Regions from separate parts of the Homo sapiens genome. Here regions 2 and 3 are each linked to region 1. A link is an interaction called in ENCODE POLR2A ChIA-PET data of the cell type or tissue named here. Cell type or tissue: Panc1. All regions are shown on one strand. Each heading gives the region's core, and the rest is flanking DNA. Links, peaks and the distances in the headings are about the cores only. Region 1 has its middle 15 kb from the start of LINC02482. Region 2 overlaps TBC1D14 (TBC1 domain family member 14). Region 3 has its middle 8.4 kb from the start of WFS1.

Region 1 (8,000 bases), core at 1,936-5,935:
CCTTCGCCCCATCCTGGTTCTTTTCCTTCCCTCCCACAGGGGTGGATCCTAAGAGCACTCACTAATAACCTTCCTAACTAAATGACATTTCAGAGAATGCTTTGCTGCAACAGAAATCTACCCAGGGATCAGCCAACTGTGGCCCACTGACATAATATCAACTCATTTAATTTTCCTGATATCCCCATGAGGTAGCTACTCTTGAGTATACCCATTTTATAGAAGGGGTAAAGTGAGGTGAAGAGACTTGCGAAACATTACAAAGTGAGTCAGTCGGCAGTGGACCGGAGATTCAGCTGCAGTCTGGGCCACCTCATCCTTACTCCACCTTCCTCCTACATCTTACATGTCTACCAGCAGTACAGTGCCTTTTGTTACCCACCAAACATGTCACCACAGGACATATTTATATGTTTTCTGAAGGTTCCCTGCTCTAAAATGTAAGCTTCATCAGGGCGGTAACACTGTTCTATTTTAGAACAATAGCTGGCATATAAGATGCCCCTCAATAGAGTTACTGCCTGCATGTGTGACACCTGGCACGCTGTCTTTGAATTATTTTGTTGTCTTTACCACCAGGTCTCATGTCTGTATTCCTCCTCCAGGGTCTGGGCGCATCGTGTAGCCAGTGCTTTTGAACACAGGTACCTAGGGCCTGAAGTGTGCCAGTTTCTCTCTTACTCCAACCTCATTTCCATGCCTGGGGATTATCTGTTCTTCCAATTGCAGCTTCACTGAATGCATTATAACCCGCAGTTTACTGCATTTGAGGACAATGAGACAGACACTGTGATCTTCAGAAACATGTTTTATTTTCTTTTTCCTGGTGAAGTTTAAGGGCTTTGGTTCATTTGGATAAAAATAGGTTTTTAGGTTTTACATTTTTACAAGCAACAACCATTATTACATGTGGGTGTGCTGTTTTTGTTTTGTTGTTTTGTTTTCTGAGACAAGGTCTTGCTCTGTCACCCACAGGCTGGAGTGCAGTGACATGATCTCAGCTCATTGCAGCCTCAACCTCCCAGGCACAAGCGATCCTCCTGCCTCAGCCTCCTGAGTAGCTGGGATACAGGTGAGTGCCACCATGCCTGGCTAATTTTTTTTTTTTTTTTTGTAGAGTGGGGGGTCTCACCATGTTTCTCCAGCTGGTCTCAAACTCCTAGACTCAAGGAATTCTCCCACCTTGGTCTCCCAAAGTGCTGGGATTACAGGCATGAGCCACCACACCCAGCCACATATGGTATTTTAACCTCAAATCCCTGTGGGGTCTATTCAAATGGGCCTAACCAGGTAGGTTATGACCCCGTGAAGGAAGACCAAAGCGCCAGCACCACGATTGCTTCCCAGAGATCTTCAAGGCCCTTTTCAGACTTCTCTTCTTCTACGCCCCACAGGGCCTGAAATGCACTAGGGAGATCCTTCAAGGAAGCTGACCCTAAGTCAAACCACAGACAAAACACAAGAAAGCACTCCATCATATGTAGGTTTCAAGTCAAATTAGACGTAGCTAGTTGTCCAAACTGACCTGCGAAGTCACACAATGTGCACCAAATGACATGATTTAACTTAAGAGGAAAAATCTCATCTGTTCTCACAGAGAAAGTTCTAAACTGCATACAAAACTGTCTTCCACCTCATTTCCCAGGGGCATCTTCCAATGGAACAGGTGGAGCTCCTTCAACAACTCTGTGGTTTGAGGACTGACACAAGTTTCCTGCTTGTCCCAAAGTGTCCAACAGTGATTAGGTCCCATGTGACATAGCAAAATGCACAGAAGCAGGAAAAGTTAAAACTATTGAGAAATTCCAAAAACAAAAAATAAGACCAACCATCTCATCAATAGACAATCGTGATGAAAATTTCTTCTTCTTCGGCTGGGCGTGGTGGCTCACACCTGTAGTCCCAGCACTTTGGGAGGCCGAGGTGGGTGGATCATGAGGTCAAGAGATCAAGACCATGCTGGCTAACATGGTGAAAACCCATCTCTACTAAAAAGGCAAAAATTAGCTGGGCGTGATGGTGCATGCCTGTGGTCCCACCTACTCGGGAGACTGAGGCAGGAGAATCGCTTGAACCCAGGAGGAGGAGGTTGCAATGAGCAGAGATTGCGCCACTGCACTCCAGCCTAGCAACAGGGTGAGACTCCGTCTCAAAAAAAAAAAAAATTCTTTCTCCTCCTCCTCCTCCTTCTTCTTCTATCTCCTCCTCCTCCTTCTCCTCCTCCTCCTTCTCTTCCTTCTCCTCCTTCTCCTTCTCTTCCTTCTCCTTCTCCTCCTCCTTCTTTCTCCTCCTCCTTCTCCTCCTCCTCATCCTTCTCCTCCTTCTTCTTCTTTCTCCTCCTCCTCCTCTGCCTACTCCTCCTCCGCCTCCTCCTTCTCCTCCTCCTCCTCTGCCTCCTCCTCTGCTTACTCCTCCTCCGCCTCCTCCTTCTCCTCCTCCTCCTCCTCTGCCTACTCCTCCTTCTCCTCCTCCTTCTCCTCTTTCTTCTTTCTCCTCCTCCTCCTCCACCTCCTCTGCCTCCTCCTTCTCCTCCTCCTCCTTCTTCTTCTTTCTCCTCCTCCTCCTCCGCCTCCTCCTTCTTCTTTTCTCCCTTGGCTCCTTGAAACTCAAACATGTAAGGAGATAACCTCCTTCTTCCTCCCAGTCCCAGTGGGAGGATGAGGACCTATCTTCAGTGGAAGCTTTGCTCCAACACACCACTTCTCCCATTTAAGAAAGGAGAACTTTGTTTCTCCTCTGGATAAGCACTAACTAGCAAACCCAGATGGCCTAGAGAGGTGGATCAAACCTGTTTTTTCACCCTTCAGTGCTTTTCCCCTAGCACACTCCAACCTTGAAAAAGTCTCCTGCCTTTTGCTTTGGCAAAGCTCAGTTTAGTTCACGCTGGACTCTCTTCCCTGTTGCAAGTCATTACTGAATAAAATCTGTCCTTACCATTTTGACTAGTCTCCTGGCTTTCCTTATCTTTGACACTCTGAGTCAGAATTCACTGTCCTGGGGTGAAAACTGCAATTCTGCCAGCAGAATGCCACCTCTGGCAGAAAAGGGCAAGCAAAACACTCCAAATTCCCAGCAAAATTTAGAAATGTTCAGTAATGGCCTTACGTTTCACACATTTTTTTTTTTTTTTTGAGATAGAGTCTCACTCTGTCACCTAGGCCAGAGTGCACAGGTACGATCTCAGCTCACTGCAACCTCCGTCTCCCGGGTTCAAGCGATTCTCCTGCCTCAGCCTCCTAAGTAGTTGGGATTACAGGCGCCCGCCACCGCACCCAGCTAATTTTTATATTTTTAGTAGAGATGGGGTTTCGCCATGTTGGCCAAGCTGGTCTTGAACTCCTCGCCTCAGATGATCCACCAGCCTCAGCCTTCCAAAGTGTTGGGATTACAGGCATGAGCCACCCCGCCCGGCCTGTATTTTGTTTTTTTTTTAAATTACAGACGGTGACTCAATCTGCCCAGGCTGGAGTGCGGTGACCTGAACACAGCTCACTGAAGCCTTGACTTCCCGGGTTCAAGCAATTCTCCTGCCTCAGCCTCCCAAGGAGCTGGGACCACAGGTGTGTGCCACCACATCTGGCTAATTGTTTTTTATTTTTGGTAGAGAGAGGTCTCACTATGTTGTCAAGGCTGATGTCGAACTCCTGAGCTCAAGTGATCCTCCTGCCTCAGCCTCCCAAAGTGCTGGGATTACAGGCATGAGACACAGCGCCCGACTCACACACTTTTAAATTTTGTTCTCCGCCTGATATTTAGCTTTACGGCATAGAAGAAATGGTTTAACCCCCTTAGCGACATGGCAGCTCTATGCCCTTTATTGTTCTACTGCTAAAGGTCTTTGGGTTTCTGTTTCTCCTTTTTTTTTTCTTTTTAAGAAATGAAATTATTTTCTTTTACCTACGTAAAAAGAGTATACCTTGGCGGAGAGCGTGGCACGGCTCTACGCACCCCTCCCTGCCTGCCCAGCGCCTTCCACGCGGGAAACTCCCCGCCGGTCTCAGCTCCACCCCGCGCTGCCCCGCCGGCTCGGCAGCACTCGCAGCCGGCGATCCGCTGGTGCAGCTCCACGATCCGCCTGCCCATCCGCGCCGCCTCCGCGGCCTTCCTCTCCGCCTCGGCGCACAGCCTGGCCACCAGATCCTCCGCCTCCGCGCGCGGGCTGGGTGCTGGGGCCCGGGCGCCCTGCTCCTCCGCCTCCATCTCGCTCTTGATGGCGTCGAGCAGGCTCTGGATCTCCAGCAGCTCCCTGCGGGCCCGCTAGTGCGCCCGGGCACGCTCGCACTCCAGGGAGGCCAGGTCCTCGCCGCCCACGCGGGGCGCCGGGCCACCTGGGTCTTTGCGGGCTCTCGCCTGGTCCGTGTCCACGTCAGGCAGGAGAACAGGGTCTGGAGGTAGGGAACTTAAGGCAGATTCCTGCTGACTTCCTAAAGCTGAATCAAGGGAAAACACCAAGGTCTGGGGCAGAGAATCTGAGGCTGATTAACTCAAACTTCCCAAACCAAAAGGAAAAGCACCATCTCCCCATTGGGAGTAGTAAAGCATCAAAGGCTACTCTCCCTACAAGCCTCCTCCCAGATGGAAAGGGAGCGTGCCTTGGAGTGGCCAAGAGCCATGCAGGGACCGTCCCTTCATCCGCATAGGGCGCCAGTTCACCCCAGCCTTTAGCCACAAACCAAAACCTTCATCCACATAAGAGGTAGCTGGTAAGAACCTCAAATGAAGTACTTAAAGCCCAGAAAACTTTCTAACTGGCCCTTGAGCTGCTTGCTCGGGCCCGCTCCCACCCTGTGGGTGCTTTCTCGCTTTAAGAAATTGCTGCTTTCCCTGCTTCTGTTCCTGCGTTTCATTCCTTTGTTACTTTGTTTGTGCGTTTTGTTCAATGCTTTGTTCAAAAGGCCAAGGACCAGGACAACCCACTCAAGGCCCTCCTCACGGTAACGCAAGGCCACAGCGCCGCCGCCCCTTCCCGCCCCGGGCCAGCCGGGCACCCACCAGCCGTGCGCGGACACCTCGCTGTCACCCGCGACAAGTTCTTGAAGTTCCTTTTTAGTTTAGATAAAATTTTACTCTAAAACTTTCAGCCCTGAAACAGCGAAGGCCACACCCAAATGGCCTTCCCGCTGCCAGCCGCCGCGGGGCCTCCTCGAAGCTCCTTTCACGGCAGCTCCAGGTTGCCACGCGCCCACGGGGGTTTCGGGCGGGGTCCCGTATCGTGCAGGCGCCATGGCGCGCTCTCGTCCCCCTTCCCCCACGCGCCCTCGCCTGCGCGGGCTCTGGGGTGGAGTCTGAGAGGGATTCCAGGGTTGGGGTTTTAACACTCAGTTGCGAGTGATTTTTGCACCAGAAACGGAAGGTTGCACCGAATACCGTGACCCAGGGCCACGAAACCCACGGCTGCACCTCAAACCGTCCCCGCCTCGCCAGGGAACCGCTGGCTTGTCTCCGCCGGCCCGACACAGGCCAGGCGAGGTTTTTGGAAACAAAATTGTTACCAAACAGTGGCATTTCCCAGGACAGCTCTTTGAAGGTAGAATCTGTCCGCACGTCTCCGCCAGGGTTGGCTGCCCAGCAGGGGCTCGGTACATTTTGTTTACCCTAAAGAATGCTGTCTGGAGGGGGTAGAAGATATGTTAAGGCCGGGCACGGTGGCTCAGGCCTGTAATCCCAGCACTTTGGGACGCCGAGGTGGGCGGATCACCTGAAGTCCGGAGTTTGAGACTAGCCTGGCCAGCATGGTGAAACCCCGTCTCTACTAAACGTACACAAATTAGCTGGGGGTGGTGGCGCATGCCTGTAGTCCCAGCTACTCGGGAGGCTGAGGCAGGAGAATCGCTTGAACCCGGGAGGCGGAGGTTGCAGTGAGCTGAGATCCAGCCATTGCACTCCAGTCTGGGTGACTAGCCTGAGACTTTGTCTAAAAAAAAAAAAAAAAAGATACGTTTATATTCCTGGTCTGTGGCCCACAAACGGGCTAATGGTAAAGACTGGGGAGACCCTGCTTGCACAAGTGCCCCTGATTGGAAACTCAGTTCTCTAGGGGTGAAATGGAGCTGGTAGGCCCCTGTGACTGTGAGAGAAGTGAGAAAAAAAGGCATGACAGTGCATTGTACAGTTGCCAAAACACCAGGCAGAGGCAGGTGGCATCGCTACTATGACAGTCATTAGACTACACAGTGCATTCAGAGTCGTGTGGGAACTACATCCAATATTCGGACCCTGGCTTCACAACCTGCTGGCTGGGGGACTGAGGGCCAATCAGCCTGAGGGTAGCTCTCTTGGCCTGTGCCACCACCTGAACTTAGTGGAGTTGGGTACCATCACCTCTAGGGAGGTGTGGCAGGCAGAGTGACCCCCATAGAAGTCCACATCCTAATCCCTGGAACCTGTGATTGTGTTATAAATTATATGACATATTTTGTAATTACGAATATATCATATTACATGGCAAAATGGATTTTGCTCATGTAATTAAAGTTAAGGGTCTTAAGGAGAATGAATAGCCTGGATTATCCAGGTAGGCCCAGCCTAATCCTGAGTCCTTAAAGTGAAAAACGCTCCTAGGCTGGAGTCAGAGATAGAAAACGAAGGCAGAAGAGAGATTTGGCAGAAGAAATCCGTGCTATTCCAAGCAGGAGATGACTGGTCCTGCCTGTGCTGACTCTGAGATGTGGGGGGTTTGGACCCTAGCTTCACAGCTTTGTGGCTGGGGCGGGGCGGGGCGGGGGGTTGGACAATGAGGAGGATTTGACAAACCACTGCTGGTTTTGAGACACAGGTGGCCACATGAAAGGACAGGAGGGAGGCCTCCAGGAGCTAAATGTGGCCCCCAGCTGAAGCCCAGCCTGCAACCACAAGGAACTGGATTCTGCCAGCAACCTGAATGCACTTAGAAGCGGTTTCTCTCTGGAGCCTCCTGATAGGAGCCCAGCCAGCCAACACCTTGATTTTGGCCTTGTGAGACCTAGAGCAGAGAAACCTTCTAAGCCATTCGTGACTTCTGACCTTCAGGACTATGATGATAAATGTGTGTTATTTTGAGCTGTTAATTTGTGATAATTTGTTGTAGCAGCAGTTGAAAACTTGAAGCTTAGTCTGCAGAAAGTCTAAGGATGGATAAAAATGAATGAAGACCCTCAAAGCCGTGCCCCCACCTTATTATTCTCCTCTGGGTTCTCCTAACCCTAATTCTAACCCTATCTTCTTTTTTTTTTTTTATACTTTAAGTTCTAGGGTATGTGATCACAACTTGCAGGTTTGTTACATATGTATACACGTGCGATGTTGGTGTGCTGCACCCATTAACTCGTCATTTACATTAGGTATATCACCTAATGCTATCCCTCCCCTCTCCCCACCAACCCCACAATAGGCCCCAGTGTGTGATGTTCCCCTTCCTGTGTCCAAGTGTTCTCATTGTTCAATTCCCACCTATAAGTGAGAACATGCGGTGTTTGGTTTTTTGTCCTTGTGATAGTTTGTTGAGAATGATGGTTTCCAGTTTCATCCATGTCCCTACAAAGGACATGAACTCATCCTTTTTTATGGCTGCATAGTATTCCATGGTGTATATGTGCCACATTTTCTTAATCCAGTCTATCATTGATGGACATTTGGGTTGATTCCAAGTCTTTGCTGTTGTGAATAGTGCTGCAATAAACGTATGTGTGCATATGTCTTTATAGCAGCATGATTTATAATCCTTTGGGTATATACCCAGTAATGGGATTGCTGGGTCAAATGATATTTCTAGTTCTAGATCCTTGAGAAATAGCCACACTGTCTTCCACAATGGTTGAACTAGTTTATAGACCCACCAACAGTGTAAAGGTGTTCCTATTTCTCCACATCCTCTCCAGCACCTGTTGTTTCCTGACTTTTTAATGATCGCCATTCTAACCGGTGTGAGATGGTATCTCATTGTGGTTTTGATTTGCATTTCTCTGATGGCCAGTGATGATGAGCATTTTTTCATGTGTCTGTTGGCTGCATAAATGTCTTCT
Region 2 (7,190 bases), core at 1-4,000, 280 kb before region 1:
CATCCATTTTTATCTGTTTAAAATTCAAAGTCTGCAAGGAAATAAAAAAAGAAGGAAAAATCAGGGGTAGGTGTTAAAAAGGACAAAAATAGAACGACGCCGAAGTTTTCCTGCGCATTTTTAAACAAAGAGAAGCTTTAAGAAACGTATCTAAGCTAAAAAGATCTATCACACACACAAAAAAACCCAAACCCCCGGCAGAACGCGCCGGCTTCACAGACACCGCAGATGGGTGCCGTGCCCGCGATCGGAAACCCAAACGGCTGTGACCCCATATGGGAGACCGAATTGTTGGGGAGGTCTGCTCTCAAGACCCAGAACAATCATAGAATTTAAAAGAAACATATTTAGATTTAAAAGTTAAGTGTGCCAGATCCCTTTATTACTTTTTTTAGATTCACATTCACTCAAGGTTATCTGCTGACCACCTGCACCGGCTCGGAAAACCACAGGAGGACGGTGTGGCCCCAGCTCTCCAGAAGCTCAAGGTTCCAGGAGGGGGCGGGGAGTGGGCTAGTGTGGTCTCAAAGAAGTCCAGGGACTGTGGGGTCCACATTAGAGGTCTGGGAGAGGTTGGGGTGATCAAAGAAGGCTTCCTAGAGGAGGTGTCACTTAAGCTGAATCCTAAGGGACAAACAAGAATTTGCCCGGGAGAGGCAGCAGAACAGGCAAGGTGCAGAGGCAGGGCGTCACTGGCTCTGAGCACTGGCACCACTGGTGGCCAGAGATGCAGGCAGCAGCCAGATCCTGCACGCCCCGTAGGCCACACCAACTGGTCTGGACTTCATCCTCCAGGTGGTGGGAACTATCACTTGGGCAAGAGAATGAGAGGGGTATTCAACTAATCGGTTTCAGGCATTTAATTCTCAAGAAGAAGGGAGAGGGGCAGAGGGAGGAAGGAAAAGACATCACAGCCGAGGCTCCCAGTTATTCACCAAACCCATTTCCTCGTTGTCCTGGGCGCAGTCCTCTTTCCTGGCTTCCCTCACAGGTAGGGGCAGCATTCCAGCCAATTAACTCTGAGTGGAGTTGTGTGTGCCGCTTCAGGCACGGCTGGCTCTCAGAACTCCCACACTGGTCCCTACACACGCTCTCCCCTGCTTTGGTGTAATACCGAACAACCCAGCAAGCTTCTGCTGAAAACGATGGGGCCACAGGACGGAAGGAACCTAGGGGAGCATGGCCTGGAAATCAACCTCCGTTGTGTTTGAAGCTTTATGTATATTTCAAGTTTGTTACAGCAGCGAACATTCATCCACCTAACTAGATATTAATGTATTTGTCCCAGGAATTTTGCCTGCCACTCAATTTCTTCTGCTTTAAAAATAACTGCTCTCAAACGAACCTCTAAAAGGGATAAAATCTATCCCAGGCAAAAAACTTACAGTGAATGAACAGCCAGGTATTAGGGTAAGGGTGACCCAGGAGATATGGTTCCTCATCCCACCCACTGGCCCCTCACCTTCCTTCTTCCTCGTGCCTGGTTCTGCAGGATGTGGGGGCGGGGAAGGCAGAGCCCACTCCTTTTGACCCGCCTTCCCCGCCTCACTCCTCCCACCACAGAAAATGTGTTTAACACCCAGATCTGAAACCTAAAAGGAGGTCAGAGCTTAAAGCTAACCTCTAACTTTCAAACGCCTATAAACATGTACCTGTAACACTTGGTACCCAGAGCCTGGGTTGTAAAAGCCTCTTGCTAGAGGCAAGGGGGAATGAACAGGAAAACTGGACTGAAACTGGACTGCTGTGGGGCCCAAAAGGGCTATTCTGCAACTCTAGATGACTCACCATTCTTCCATATACAGAATCTTACAGGATTCTTGAGATAAACCACAGCTATTCACAACAAAGAATCAGCAAAACTGGAGTTGAAACAGCTCGCAGTTACAAACCCAGCTCGCTCAACATAAACAGGAACTGATTTGATGTGGCAATCTAGTAAGATGTGTGCACATGAAAAATACAGAAGGCATGAAATAATTCAGTGTTACTTGTACTGAATATTCTAAAAATAAAAAAGATGTGTAAATATTTTAAATAATCTCCTATTTAAGATAGGAAATAGGAGGAAACCGTTTTAATTACTGCATTATTCTATGATATTTTCCACTAACATCTGAAAAGCAGAACAGATTCTATCCCTATCTGGGCAAAGGGAAGTTAATTTATGAGTAGCAAGTGGCTGATGGCTGAAGAACTGCTTTGCAGGAATGGGCTTGCCCATGGGTTTCTCAAAGCCCGTGTATTCCTGTGGTCCCACACCAGTTCTCCTGCATTTCATACTGAATCGCCACCTCCCAGGCTGAACCTAACCTCACCTAGGGCAGAAGGAAGGTGGGCTGGCAAAGGACCTAAACACACACCTGGAGCCTCCAGGAAGATGGGCGTACTGTTTCCTGAGGCTGCCTGCAAGCCTGAGGAAGTTCCATGAACACAGGAGGTCTGACGTATCTGGAGCAAATTCATTCTCCTTTTACCCCATCCCACAAAACAACCTTGCCCTCTGTGCATTTTCTAAGGACATCAACACCTTCCAGAAACCAGGGCAGAAACACTGCCTTGTCTGTGGGACAAGTCACAGGAACAGATGTGCAAGCTGAGGAAGGTCTTTTTTGGTTCAGTTCACGCCATTCCTGAATGTTACTGACACTCCACAGCTTCACAGCAAGTGTCTGCCTTCCCCACAGGAAGACGATGTCAGGAGCAACATAAAGTGGTAAGAACTTAAAGAGCTGCTTTTGGCCGGGCGCAGTGGCTCATGCCAGGAATCCCAGCACTTTGGGTGGCCAAGACGGCAAATCACCTGAGCTCCGGAGTTTGAGACCAGCCTGGCTAACATGGTGAAACCCTGTCTTTACTAAAAATACAAAAATTAGCCAGGCGTGGTGGCGGACGCCTGTAGTCCCAGCTACCCGGGAGGCTGAGGCAGGAGAATCGCGAGAACCTGGGAGGCAGAGGTTGCAGTGAGCCAAGATCATGCCATTGCACTCCAGCCTGGGCCACAGAGTGAGACCGCATCTCAAAAAAAAAAAAAAAAAAAAAAAGCTGCTTTCCTCAGATACAGGCAAGTTTCCCAGCCCACCAACAGAAGGAAATGGACCATCAAACCCAGGTGGGATTCAGAACAAACATCTCGAGCACTGGTTGATCACGGAACAGCCAACCTGCTTTCATCAAGTCATTAATAGCCAAGATAAATCGCTCGTGTTTACCCTCAAGAACTGATTCAATCCTTTTTCTCCATTTTCCCTTTCCTGCAGTGCCTCCCTTAGGCAAGTCCTCATTACCATTCATTTGTTCATTCATTCGTTCATTCATGCCATAAGCCGGGACGCGGTGATCCCTAACACCTCCTAGTAAGTGCTGCATGGACTGCTGTAACAGGCACTTCCCAAGCACAGCCTCCTGGCTGCCAGCTCGGAGACAGGTAAGACACAAGAACATAGAGCACTGTGTCCAGCCGCCCAGCCGGCCAGGCAGAGCAGACTTTCAGATCTTTGGCTCTATGACTGCACTCTCTCAATCTCCACCAGGTTCTTTGTCCCCTCACTGGAAGGCACAACAGGCACCTTCAGAATACATCTCTGAGGGGTGTAGGCTCCTCCCCCACCCCCGTCATCTCCCATATTTAAATGTGCACTAGAGGTCACAGGGAGGGTCAAACACACCCTCAGGCAAGAACCTCAACCCCAGCAAGGCTGACTCCAGGCAGGGCCCTCCCCGCTATACCTATCTGACCAGCACCCCCACCTGCCACCTGGCCTGGGTTTCCTTCCCCTTCCCCGGAGCCCTGAGGGCGGTTCTTTCTGTAGACCTCTCTGGGCTACACACATTCCATTATGGATTTGCTCGTTTCACACCCACTGTGTGCTGCTGTTACACATCAAGAACAACAAAGGTTCAAGTCACAGATTGTCCCACAGACCAGGGCTGAACAACAGAACTTCCTGCATGGTGGAAATGTACTAATCTGAGCCGCCCAACGGGGTGGCCACAAGCCACATGTGGCTACTGAGCGCCTGACTGGCCAGAGTGACTAAGAAACTGAATTTTCCATTTCGGGTAATTTTAACTCAATTTAAATAGCTACATGGGGCTAGTGGCTAACACACTGGACGGCAGTTTGATATTCTAGTAACTAAAGCACCAGCTGCGCCCCAATATACGACTCCAGGCAGCCAAAAGGGATGACTCTGCTGAGCATGCGTGAGGTGCCGCGGGAGCCAGGGGCACAGGCCGCTGGTGCCCATTTCTCAAGGAGCCTGGTGTAGGTCGTGACGCCTGAAAAGCAAGGCCAGTCCCCGCCGGCCTCAGGGCCTTCGTCTCCACTGTGTCCTTCGGAAGAACACGCTTCACCCGCACACCACTCACATCTTTGCTCAAATGCTGCTTTCCCACCAAAGCCCTCCCTGACCCCCCTGTGTAAAGTGGAGCCTCTCCCAGCTTTCCCATGCCACCTCCACACCACCACCCCACCCCCACCCCTCTCCTCAGGAACTCTGCCACAGGACTCACAGCCTGGCACTGAGCATCCCTTATCAGTCTCTGCAGTGTGGTCTCAGTCGACTATCTTGCCGTTGGGTGCTTTGATTTGGGAGAAGTGGGTGTGTTGACCGTTACATCCCCAAGACTGACGCAGGTATGCTGACCACTACATCCCCAGGACCGGGTCCTCGGGCAGATAATCTCTAAGAAAAGGGATGACGTCTGAATTCAACCATCTGGCAAGCACTTGCTGAGTTCTAATGAGCACCAGCGTACAATAAGTGAGAGGCAGTCCCTCGAGGGGTGCGCATGCTTCTGGGGGGGACCTGGTCGGGTGGCATTGCGCATGAGAGGTGCCCCAGCCACAGAGCTGGGAGTCGACACACAGCAAAGGGGGCCATTCTTCCTGGGGGGGGCTCCTGTGGATTCTTCTCATTTATGCAGCAGGAAGAGGCAGGCAGGAAAACCATTCCAGGAGGGGTCTCCAGGCCTGCAGGAGGACAGCAGGGACTACTGCTGATTCCAGAAGGTTCTTCCTGCTGGAAGATGCCGAGACCGCCTGACGCAACTCTGCATTTCACACGTGGGAAAGCTGTGTCTGCAAAGCGACTTGCCCCAGATGCAGAGGGAGTGGGTGGCAGAGCCAGGATGCCGTCCACTGCTGATGAGGAAGAGGCCACCGGCTGAGCCGGAGAGGGTTTCACTAGCATCTCTTCCCCATGGTGTCCACGGTGCTTTCCCATGCAGCACTCAGGCCAGCCCACAGAGCCTGGGGGATGGCGCCGCTGCTGCACTACTGCACAACCAGATCTCCACTCCTGCAGCCGGGACGGATACTCTTCAGAGTGCGGCTGCAGGGGAGGAACCCAATGACCTGAAACAATGGAACACTGGGCCCCTGGGAGGCCAGCCCGAGCCACAGCCCCTGCACAGCTGTGGTGACAGACATGCTCACCCCGGCATCTCTCCTGTGCCCCCTGGGTGAATGCGGGATCCACGAGGCACACAGAAGGCCCGCGAGGCAAGGCTGGTCCTCTCATGGAGGCTGGAGAGGGCTTCCTGGCAGTGGCTAAACATCTGCAGAAATGATCTAGGGATGTGGATCCTCAGAGAAGCAGTGAGAAGGCGTCCCTGAATGAGCGAGCCCCACCTCTCTGCAGACCTGGTCCTGGGGAGGGGGAGCTGCCAGGCTGGTGCCTGGTGGGAAGGCCAAGGGGACACCTGCTGTGGGCAGCCAGCTGGGAGTGAGGCTGGGATCCCCTGGAGAGGGCCAAGGACTGAAGAAGAGGAAGTGGCGCCTCACGCTCGTGTGACCACGATCCCTGTTCCTCCCAGATGTTTCCTCTTGGCATTGACTTCCCCCCTTGCTATCCTGGCCTGGCCCTCTCCAGAGGAGCATGTGAGGTTATGTCCACCCAAGGGCAGGGTGGCCGAGCATGGCACCACTGTCTCATGCAGCTCCTAGCACTGGGGCCACCAGGCAGCCCCCAGAAGAGGGATCTGCACAGCCAACAGTCAGGGCTGATCCCCACGGTCCTCCCCCAGACAAGCTCTCCCTGAGGATGGGGTGCTGTTCACAAATGGGGAGGCTCTTACACCATGGGAAGAAGCTGTGTCTCGGCAAGGCCAGCCCAGCAAAGTAGCGCCCACCACCACAACGCCCGGGACGGCACTGCTGCCTCCCTCTCCCCACCCAGCACCCGGGAGGAGTGGAATGAAGACCTCCACTTCCTTTCTCCAACACTCCTGGACCAGGCTCACCAGATGCGGCTCAATCAGCAATGCAACGGCCCCGGGGGGAGCCTACGTCAGACGTGGTGGAAACTGACCCTGCAGGTTCCACTCCCAGCCGGCTGTGTGACTGGAGCCTCCCCGCCCACACGGTGACGACCCCCCACTACCCTCCAGGCTTCAGGGTCTCCATCCTGCTTCTCTAATCCACCCTCCTTCCACCGCCCGGAGAATCCATGCCCCAATGTAATCACCCTCACACGTCCCTGAGCCCTGCCTCTCTCTCCCTTCCCTGTACACACTTAGCTCAAAGACAAGCCTGCCCTGCACGTGTACCTGTGCAAAAAACATGGCTGGAGAAAGACGCGCAGCACGCTGACTGGTCCCTGATCACCTGGCAGGGCCCTTGCTGCCCCCCAGCAACGCTTCCTTCCCTCTCTATCCATTCTCCCACACGCCTTGATGGCTTTCACACAGCTTCCAACCCAGCACACCATCCCCACTGCTACAACCCCAGGGTTTGTGCCCCCACCCAATTCACATGTTGAAATCCTAACCCTCAGGTTGACAGTATTAGGAAATGAAGCCTTTGGGAGGTGACTAGGTCATGAGGGTGGAGCCCTCCCCAGTGGGATTAGTGCCCTTATAAAAAAACATGTTCAACAGCTCACCAGACACTGAACGTGCTGGCACCTTGATCTTACGCCTCCCAACCTCCAGAACTGTGGGAAACAAATTTCTGTTGTTTACAAGCCACCTCGTCTACAATATTATGTTTAAAATTTTTAAAAAGGCCCAGCGTGGTGGCTCACGCCTGTAATCCCAACACTTTGGGAGGTTGTGGCGGGCAGATCACCTGAGGTCGGGAGTTCCAGACCAGCCTGACCAATACAGAGAAATCCCATCTCTACTAAAAATACAAAATTAGCCGGGCGCAGTGGCACATGCCTGTAATCCCAGCTACTAGGGAGGCT
Region 3 (4,000 bases), core at 1-4,000, 400 kb after region 1:
CAGCCCTCACCTTCGAAATGGGCCCAGCCTGCCCTGGATGCAGGGAGACCATGACAGCAGCCAGCATGGGGCCTGGGCACAGGTCTCAGGTCCCAGGGCTGTGTCACCAGGACTGGACACAGGACACGGCAGCAGCAGGGGCCTCATTTGCTAAGTACATCAATGTGCCCACACCGTGCAGCTGTCATTTCATGCTGAGTCTCTCTTACAAATGTCAGTCACTGGCAGGAAGGGGCAATCGTTCAACACCTGCTACCCGCTCCCTCACAGGTCTCACTGGGTGCCCTGGTGTGAGGTGGAAGGGTCTAAGGCACACAGCCCCGTACCTGCCCTGGAGGGGCTTGTTAGGTCCGGAAGCTGGAAACCCCAGCCACTGTTATTCTGGGGAGGGGCTAACCAGAGGAGAAGTGATGACAGCCTGCGGATTCCTGGCAGGGGGAGAAATTGCAGCAGGTGATGGTGGTCAGGGACGGCTCCCTGGAGGAGGTGCTGGCTTTATTCTGCCCCCTACTCCCCCCAGGTTTTTTTTTGAGATAGGGTCTCACTCCGTTGGAATGTAGTGGTGTGATCTTCCTAGGCTCAGGTGATCCTCCTACCTCAGCCTCCAAAGTAGCTGGGACTACAGGCACACACCACCACATCTAGCTACTTTTTGTATTTTCTGTAGAGAAGGGGTTTTGCCATGTTGCCCAAGCTGGTCTTGAACTCCTGAGCTCAAGTGATCCTCCCATCTCTCTCTGCCCCCCAAAAGTGCCAGGAGTACAGGTGTGAGCCCCCACACCCAGCCGCCCCCTACCCCTTTTTAATAGACCTTATTTCTAAGGGCAGTTTGGGATTCCCAGCAAAGCTGAGTGGAAAGTGCAGACAGTTCCCGTAGATCCCACACCTCCCCATGCAAAGCCTCCCCACACCTGTTCCAATGGATAACCTGCATTGACACATTGCTATCTCCTAGAGCGCAGCATTTACATCGGGGTCCACCCTGGGCATTGTGCATTCTGTGGGTTTGGAAAAATGTAGAATGACGTGGACCACCACTGCAGCATCATACAGAGCAGCGTCACTGTCCTAAGGCTCTTGACACTCCACTGCTTCATCCCTCCCTCCCGCTGCCTCCTGGCAACAACTGATCTTTTCCCAATCTCCATGGTTGTGCCCTGTCCGGAATGTCACAGAGTTGGAACGGTGCAGTGCGTAGACTTTTCAGCTTGGCTCCCTTCACTCCGTGATATGCGGCTCAGTTTCCTCCGTGGCTTTCCATGGCTTGATAACTCATTTCTCTTTATTGCTGAGTAATAGTCCATTGTCTGGATGGACCACAGCTTACGTATCCACTTATGTATCTACTCACCTCCCGAAGGACACGGTGATTGCTTCCAAGAGGCACTGACTTTAAATCAGGGAACTGAGCATGGGGAGGGGCTATGACACGCTTAGGCAATGTCGTTAGACCTGGAGCAACTCATTGGACCTCCCTGGGCGTCAACTCAGTAAATCCTTTGCCCCAAAGGGTTATTGGGAAGACCTGGGAGCTAACCTGCGTGGACGTGGAATTGGTGGACATCAGCTTCCTCCATAACCACACCACAGACCATTACCATCCCTTCCTGAATACTGATTACACCTGGTGGCCCATTAAATCCACCTGACAACCTGGGAGGTAGGATCGTCCTCAGGCTATAGACCAGGAACCAGAGGCTCTGAGAGGTTGAGTCCTGTGCCCATGGCCACTCTGGGTCACCTCTTTGGTCCGACGGCCTCCAATCTCTGCTGCAATGCCACCCCACACTTACCCATGTCTGAAACCCAGCAAGCTCCCTTCTGCGTTTCAGGTGGCTGTAAAGAAGATAACACACAGGTCACAAAAGATGTTTTCTTAGACAAACACCCCCGAGGTGTGGTTTGGGGTGGGGGGGCATTTGCAACATCTCCTCACTTCTTTTTTTTTTTCTTTCTTTCTTTCTTTTTTTTTGAGACAGAGTCTTGTTCTGTCACCCAGGCTAGAGTGCAGTGGCATGATCTCGGTTCACCACAACCTCAGCCTCCTGGGAACAAGCAATCCTCCCACTTCAGCATCCCAGCCACCCTGTAGCTGGGACTACAGGCACACTCCACCATTCCCAGCTAATTTTTTTTTTTTTTTGGTATTTTTTTGTAGAGATGAGGTCTTACATGTTGCCCAGGCTGGTCTTGAACTCCTGGGCTCAAGCAATCCAACTGCCTCAGCCACCCAAACTGCTGGGATTACAGGCAATAGCCACCACGCCTGGCCTCCTCCCTCACTTCTTTCAGCCCTGAGTCCCTCCTGTGATCGTTTCAAAACCCAGAGCTAGGCCAGGCACGGTGGCTCACGCCTGTAATCCCAGCACTTTGGGAGGCTGAGGCAGGCGGATCATGAGGTCAAGAGATCGAGACCATTCTGGCCAACATGGTGAAACCCCATCTTTACTAAAAATACAAAGATTAACTGGGAATGGTGGCATGCACCTTTAGTCTCAGCTACTCAGGAGGCTGAGGCAAGAGAATCATTTGAATCCAGGAGGTGGAGGTTGCAGTGAGCCAAGATCACGCCAATGCACACCAGCCTGGTGACAGAGCAAGACTCTGTCTCAAAAAAAAAAAAAAAAAAAAAAAAAACCACACAAAAAAAGCCAGAGCTGGTGGGAGAGGGAACTTCTTGTTCACTTTAGCAGGAAACAATAGAACAAAATTTTAGGCATCACGGCACTTAGGAAATGTCAAGAAGAGCCAAAAATTACCCAACTCAAAATCCTCCCCAAAACTTTCCGGACACCTGCTTGGCTTGGTAGCAGTGATCAGAATAGCACAGCTCCACGTTGCCATAGAGACGGGCAGAGAAAGTGGGGGGCAGGGTGGGGAGCACTTTTGATGTTTGTGGGAGCAATTTGAACAGTTTTAGCGAAGGAGATATTGTTTTTGACAATCTTTAGAAATATAAATTACCCAGAAGCTTGCCGTGATCACAGATCATTGTTTTCCTTAATTGTTCGATACAATGGAAGCTGCCAGACTCTGGTTGCAACTTGCTTTGTGAAATGCCAAAGAGCTTCTGGTAAGAGAAAGAGAAGAAACTTGGGTATAGGAATTCTCTTGGCACTTTCTCTAGGGCTGCTGTTCTGGTGGGATCCAAAATGCTACGTGAACTCGTTTCAAGTTTTTCCTGGGGAAAGTGTAGTCCTGGTGGCGATTCTTGATTCTACTTACCTTTGTCCTGCCCCAGTGCAGGGACTACAGGCTGGCACCTTGAGAGCTCATCTTCTTTTTCCCTGAGCAAAGAGGGACAGTCTGGCCTGACATCTGTGCAGAGAACCTGCCTGGAGAGACACTGGGGGCCCAAGACATGCTGAGCTTTGAGGGCAGCACGGGCAGGTATTTTCGGAATGAGGCTCAGGGTGGCAAGTGCAGAGCATGGACGGTGAGGTCCGGAGATGGACTGCGAGGGGCTGGGGAAAGGGTGACACTGGAGCTCAGTCTTAAAGAAAGAATAGCTATCAGGTGGGTTCTATCACTCCCCCTATTTTATGGTTCAGGAAACCATACTGCCTTGTCCGGGGTCAGGTGGTAGTTGATAGAGGCGAATTCATGCCCAGCCTGACCCACTCTTTTTTTTTTTTTTTTTTTTTGAGACAGAGTCGCCCAGGCTGGAGTGCAGTGGTGCAAGCTCGGCTTACTGCAAGTTCCACCTCCCGGGGTCACGCCATTCTCCTGCCTCAGCCTCCCGAGTAGCTGGGACTACAGGCGCCCGCCACCGCGCCTGGCTAACTTTTTGTATTTTTAGTAGAGAGGGGGTTTCACCGTGTTAGCCAGGATGGTCTTGATCTCCTGACCTTGTGATCCGCCCGCCTCGGCCTCCCAAAGTGCTGGGATTACAGGCGTGAGCCACCGCGCCCGGCCTCTTTTTTTTTTTTTTTTTTTTTTGAGATGGAGTCTTGCTCTATCTGCCAGGCTGGAGTGCAGCCGCGCGATCTTGGCTCACTGC

Evidence for each region. Peaks named below come from ENCODE experiments on the same cell type or tissue, not always from the same donor. Only the 100,000 strongest peaks of a DNase experiment are listed, where the experiment ranks them.
Region 2: POLR2A ChIA-PET joins it to region 1 with 6 read pairs; 3 of 35 experiments call an interaction of 5 or more read pairs at or near these places.
Region 3: POLR2A ChIA-PET joins it to region 1 with 5 read pairs; 3 of 35 experiments call an interaction of 5 or more read pairs at or near these places.

The regions. Positions count from the first base shown.
Region 1 is chr4:6,655,012-6,663,011 of GRCh38, reverse strand. It overlaps the pseudogene LOC124900840. Among named protein-coding and RNA genes, the nearest start is that of LINC02482, 15 kb to the left of the region's middle. RefSeq lists a silencer at 4,069-4,228. In Panc1, for the core only: no CTCF peak of the experiment used is centred there; no DNase peak of the experiment used is centred there; H3K4me3 peaks cover 887 bases; H3K27ac peaks cover 885 bases.
Region 2 is chr4:6,937,035-6,944,224 of GRCh38, reverse strand. All of the region lies in intron 2 of TBC1D14 (TBC1 domain family member 14), which reads right to left. Among named protein-coding and RNA genes, the nearest start is that of TBC1D14, 31 kb to the right of the region's middle. RefSeq lists enhancers at 1-481, 482-1,307, 1,852-1,921, 3,777-3,906, 3,470-4,047 and 1 more and a silencer at 5,339-5,388. In Panc1, for the core only: a CTCF peak has its summit at 376; a DNase peak (open chromatin) is centred at 1,744; H3K4me3 peaks cover 1,713 bases; H3K27ac peaks cover 2,765 bases.
Region 3 is chr4:6,259,433-6,263,432 of GRCh38, reverse strand. No RefSeq gene overlaps it. Among named protein-coding and RNA genes, the nearest start is that of WFS1, 8.4 kb to the left of the region's middle. RefSeq lists an enhancer at 1-567. In Panc1, for the core only: no CTCF peak of the experiment used is centred there; no DNase peak of the experiment used is centred there.